Regions from separate parts of the Homo sapiens genome. Here region 2 is linked to region 1. A link is a contact called in ENCODE Hi-C or POLR2A ChIA-PET data. All regions are on one chromosome and are shown on one strand. Each heading gives the region's core, a stretch centred on a gene start or an enhancer-like site at or near the end of the contact. The rest is flanking DNA. Distances are from core to core; before and after follow the strand shown. Region 1 overlaps LRFN2 (leucine rich repeat and fibronectin type III domain containing 2). Region 2 holds the start of LRFN2 (leucine rich repeat and fibronectin type III domain containing 2).

Region 1 (2,671 bases), core at 65-2,564:
CCCTTCCTACTGGGCTCCAGCCTGGCCTGATTCCGTTCAGCCCATGCCACAACCCTGTACCTTAGTCAGACTGGGCCTTCCATGCCCCATCCACACTCAGGGCCATGCCAGAACCTGGATTATAAAGTATGAAGGCCTTTTCCCCCTCCCCACATTTATTGAAGTTATCTGGGCTGGTGTCTGCCTTCTGTCTGCCGCTACGTTTCTCCAGACTTATCTCCTCCAAGAAACTTTCTTTGATAACACAGATGTATTAGGAGCTGCCACTAGAAATTCTCTTTGTATGAAACCGTCTTGAATTCCCTTTGAACCTGTGTCTCCCCAACCTCACTGTAAGAAAGGCAGGGCCCACATTCTCTTGTGTGTATGCATCACCACCCATCCATACTTCCAGCAATGCCTGGTGCAGAGCTGGGTACACGGGGAACCCCATAGGTGCTGAGTTAGCAGGGGTAGCCCCTAGGTCAAACTTGCTGTTTCCCATTCCCTGCTTTCCACCTGGCAAACTTGTATACACCCTTCAAAGCTCAACACTCTTGGTCTCTAGAAGCCCTCCTTTATAACTTTCCAGACAGAGTTAATCTCTCCACTTGCCTGCTCCCCTTAATTCCCAGCATAGGCTCCATGGGAAGAGGATACAATGCCTTCCTCTCATCGTCACTTTACTTGGCTGTTTCGCCACCACACTGGGGCAATCCTGAGAGCAGGCGTGACCCACAGCCCAGAACAGGCCTCGGATGTTGGTGGCCCAATGGACATCTTCTGCCCCAGTCCGGCTCACACTCACTGGCAAGTAGAATCAGGAGTGGCATCCTATTTCCAGCCTGCCTGGGCTGGACTCCAAGGAATATCTCAGGCCTGCTACAAAGTAGCTTAGGCATCTAGTTCCCCAGAGTCTCTTCCCACCTTCTCCTTTAATTAAACTCACCTTCGACTCTTGATGATCAGGAAATGGATTATCTAGGTCAGCAGTCTCCAATCCCAACCACATATTAGACTTACAAGGAGTTTTACAAAATTCAGTGCCTGGCTTCCAGCAGATCAATTACATCGGGATTTCTGGGAATGGGACCCAGAGTATTTTGGATATTTTTTAAAAGGCTCTTCAGGTGAGTCTGATGATCAGAGGGGTGGAAGTAACTCATGTTGGTGGTGGTTTTCTAATTAGAAGTGTCTGCCTTTTGTTCTCATGATGTCTTAGTTTTGGCTCATCTCCTGAGTCAAGGGCTCTCCTCGAAGGCTGGCTGGGAAGAGGTCATGGCTCCTAGAGCTGATGGGGATCTCAAGGGATGGTGACACCTGGCTGCCTGCTTTCAACAAGGTTATCTACGTTGTCTGTGGTCCCATGAGAAAACCAAAACCCAGAGAGGTTAGGTGTCTTTCACAAGGTCACACAGCCAGTGGATGGCCACAGTGAGTTATAAATCAGGTTCTTTCAATAAAGATTTGTTGGTGGGCTGGGGCAGGGGTCAAATGAGGCTCCAGAATGGCGCTGAGTGCATGTTTTCCCAGCACATCACCTGCTTTCCCAGCAGGCGCTGCAGGAATGGGCGAGAGTTAGCTCCATTTCCCTCAGTAACAATTCCCTGGTGGCCTCAGCTAAGCAGCCAGCTTTGGGCACATCCTGTCCCACTTGTCTCCTCCTAGGAAAGAGACCCCAGCTGGAAGCGCGTTCTCCCCTCCCTGCTCCTTCCAGAGTGTTTTGCTGAAAGAGCTGCAGGCAAAGCTCTTTAGCGCCATGGTGGTGAGTCATCCGTGCCCCTCTTTAGAGACCCGACGCTCCTCTCCAAGCTCGGGAAGGAGAGATGTTTAATTTATCAGACAATGCCACAAGATGTTGTTTACATGCACACCGGATGTAACACAGACGCAGCAAACCGTGAATATGGTAAACCTGTTTGTGGCTTCTCCTCCGTGTCATAATTAAAGAGACAGTTGATTGGATCACATGTGCAAAGTGGCAGCATCAGGGCGGGAAGCCACAGGGATAAGCCGGCACCAGGGGATGTAATGTCCTGTCCCCTGCTATGCCAGGACGCACCCCTGCTGCCATCCTCTTCCTCTCAGATGGAATGGCTGTGTGCCCTGCTGCCCTGTACATGCTTTCTCTTCCTGTCTCCACCCCTGAGTTGGGGTCTGAGCCCATACTCTGTGCTATCATCTTATTTGGTCCTCAGAATAACCCTAGGAGACCAATGCTATTATTGGCCCATTTTACAAATTACAAATAGACAAAAAGTGCTAATAATATTAATTGCCACCATTATCACCACCACCATGGTTAATATTTGTATATGTTTACTCTGTGCCAAGCTCTAAGCCCCTTATACATTCATTTAATCCTTGCAACAGCCCCGTAAGTACAATTAGTATCCTTATTATACACATGGGGGAAACTGAGGAACAGTGAGGTTGAGCAACTTGCCCACAGTCACACAGCTGGAAAGCAGCAGTGAGGAAATAATCCATTCACTGATGGAGTGAGAGCAACTGGAGATCCAAGGGTGAATGGTATAGACAGCCCACCCCTCACAGAGCAGGTGAATTAACCTGCTGAGTACCCCAGGGTTGGTCAGTAGCTGAGCCAGGGCTTGAGCTAGGTACTCTGGCATCCTGAATTTGGTTTCCTTCCTGTCTGACCATGCTCTCAGTCCTTTCCAATATGTGCATG
Region 2 (2,671 bases), core at 66-2,565, 110 kb after region 1:
CTCAGGCTCTCTTCTCCCTCCTGCTCTGGTTTTCAGAGGCTCTATCTCCCTAGAACTCTCTGTCTCTGTCCTTTGTACCGGGCTGATGGGAAGACGAGTAGGACACCTCCCTCAGAAGGTCTGTGCAAAGTAAGGCACTGTCCACCTCGGAACGGTCTACTGCTCTCCCTCCTCCCTGCCCAGGCCAACCTTAGAACCAGGGCAGGGCTGGGTGGGAGACAGAGACCTAGGAACCCAGGCATGGCTAATGCCACTTTCCATATTGCTTCATCATGCCATTCTGATGCCCCAAGCTGCACACACACACAATCCCCCTGATCTGCTTTCTGCCTGAGGCCAGCATAGGGTCCCTGAACCTGCCCTACCTGCCCCCACAAACTGCAACCATGCCTTCCTTCCTCCCATCCGCTCTGCATCAACCCTTCCGCACTTGGCTTTACCCCACCCCACCCAGTCCACAGAGCTCAGGGAGTCCCCGGCGCCCCCACCTAGCCCCCAGCAATGGCTCTAGCCAGGCCTTGCATGTGCGGAGATGCAACAGAGTGGTCTGGCGGCAAAGTTCTCCTGCTGTTTTCAACGGTTCCATCCACCCGTGGCTCCCCGTCTCTCCATCCGGCTCTCCAGTCTCACATGGACCCGGCTCTCCCCGCTCCCCGCCAGAGTTTCACCCCCACTGTAGGAAATAAAGACTAAAGAAAGGAAAGGAAATCTCTCGCGATAAGGATGGGCGAAAAGAGAAGGGGGTGTCCGCATGAGCACCTAGGATGCGGGGAGTCTTCAAGAGAAAAAGAAAGGGATGCAAAGTTCCCGGTTCCCTCGGGTGCGTTCAGCCCCGCGCCGAGCTCCCGCGGACACCCGGGATCGCAAAGACGCAGCGCCGGCGACCACTCACCTGGGCGAGGCAGCATCTACCCCCGGCTGGGTGGCACCGAGGCCGGCTCCGCGGGGCGCCCGGGCTCCCCGGCTCGGCCACGCATCCTTCCCCGCCCGAGACAGACTCGAGCTAAACCCTCCGGCGGCTCCGGCGAATGCAGGCAGATGGTGGCCTCGGACGTCCACGCGGGGAAAGCCCTGAGCCGCTTATTCAGTTATATCCATGGCATTTAGCAAGAAGAAGGGGGGAAAAGCACAACTTGTTCTCTTCTCTTCCAGATTAAAGAAAAATAATAATAATAATCCCTCCCTAGGAGGATGCCGGTAGGATTTTCCGGATCGAAGAACCCCAGGCATTCCCAGGAACCTCGGGCATCTTGGAATGTGGGGTGTCTTCAAGTTCAGACGAGCCTGCCGGGTTGTGTATGTGTGAGTGTATGTGTGTCTCAGCGAGAGGGAGCCAGGCACTCACACCCACACGCACACACAAACACACTCCCCCGTACTCCCCGCATGCACACTGCCCCCCACGCGCGCGCGCATACGCGCGTACCCGGTTTCTCTCTCCGCTCCACACACACACACACACACACACGCACACACACACACACACGGATCACACGCTCCAATCTGGGAGGGAGTCGGGCGGGCTGCGGAGACAGCGCAGGGCCAGCAGTGGAGAAAACCCAGCGGCCAGAGGCGCCCAGGAACCCGGCGGCCGTGCGCACCGTCCCCGCCGAGCTCTCCGGCGCGGCAGCCCCCAGTGGCGAACCGCGGAGCTGCAGGAGCCGAAGGCAGCCTCTGCGCCCGCTGCCCTGCCCGCTGCCGAGCGCACCCGCTTCCGAGACGACCAACACCGCCGCGGAAACCAGAGGGATTCACGGTCCTGGCAGGGGTGGCGCGGGGACGCACGGTGGGGCGGGAGTGGGCTGGGGCCGCAGTCGCGGAGGGAGGTGGGCAGGCCGCGAGCCCCGGAACCGGGAGGGCGGTCTCCGCGGTCCAGCGGCACGGGCAGCCCCTGCGGAAGGCGAGCCGGGCGGCCAGGGCTGCACCTCTGCAGCTGGCGACGGCGCTGCCACCTCACGTGCCTAGCGCGCCCTGCAGCCGTCAGCCCGCCGCCTGCTGGAGGAAAACCCGACCGCGCCGGCCCTAGGCTGGGAGTGGGGGCTGGGGCGATCGCGCCCACCCAGTCCTGGGGCCCAGTTCAGATTCTCGAATCCTGGTAAGGGACCTATGAATAACGAGCGCCCCGTGCACGCACACACACGCACTTTGACTTTTCATGATTATTACAAGAATCAGTGAAGGGTGCAGTGGCGCCAAGTGTTTGCACAGCATCTTTACAACTCTTCACTTGTTTGATCTTCTCAGCAACCCTCATTTGATGTATAAGGAAACTGAGGCCCAAAAGAGTAAAGTGACTTGTCCAAGGCATGTGGTAGGTAGCGGAGACCCTACTCAAAGCAGACTGTGAGCTCACAGTCAGAACACCCAGGTCTGGCCAAGGTCTCGTCTTTGGTTATCCTCTCGGTTCACTATAAACAACTAGTTACCAGAAAGGTAGGACCGTCCTCTGCCTTACTGGACTCCCCAAGAGGCATTTCCTTCCTTCTAAAGGAAATGAAATTTTGAGATTCCTGTTGGTACTCCAGCTGGTAAATCCAGGGGCAGGAAGAATGTCAATGTTGCAGTCCTTCTCTTCTCTCCTGGTGGCTAACACATCCCGTGCACCTGTCCCGGTTACCCACAGGGAGGCACATGTTGCATGTGGATGTGTCTCTGCAGCCCAGGATTGGCT

Evidence for each region. Hi-C counts contacts between places; a loop is a spot of excess contacts on that map. ChIA-PET counts read pairs that join two places held with the same protein, here RNA polymerase II (POLR2A). Pooled maps may share reads with other maps.
Region 2: a loop to region 1 is called in a map of natural killer cell, with 7 times the contacts of the local background. The contact joins the promoter of LRFN2 here to the enhancer-like site in region 1. A Hi-C loop is called at or near these places in 2 of 168 maps with a recorded cell type or tissue (A673 and natural killer cell) and 5 of 50 pooled maps. POLR2A ChIA-PET finds 5 or more read pairs at or near these places in 1 of 52 experiments (A673).

Annotation. Positions count from the first base shown.
Region 1 is chr6:40,476,082-40,478,752 of GRCh38, forward strand. All of the region lies in intron 1 of LRFN2 (leucine rich repeat and fibronectin type III domain containing 2), which reads right to left. Among named protein-coding and RNA genes, the nearest start is that of TDRG1, 99 kb to the left of the region's middle. Within about 2 kb of position 1,315, at least 4 of the 41 ENCODE cell types and tissues checked have a DNase peak (open chromatin) inside an H3K27ac peak, as active enhancers do; they include A673 and natural killer cell, where a contact is called at or near this core.
Region 2 is chr6:40,586,049-40,588,719 of GRCh38, forward strand. LRFN2 (leucine rich repeat and fibronectin type III domain containing 2) reads right to left here and starts at 1,316. Exons shown (of 3, transcript NM_020737.3): 1 at 893-1,316. RefSeq lists silencers at 1,489-1,588, 1,679-1,748.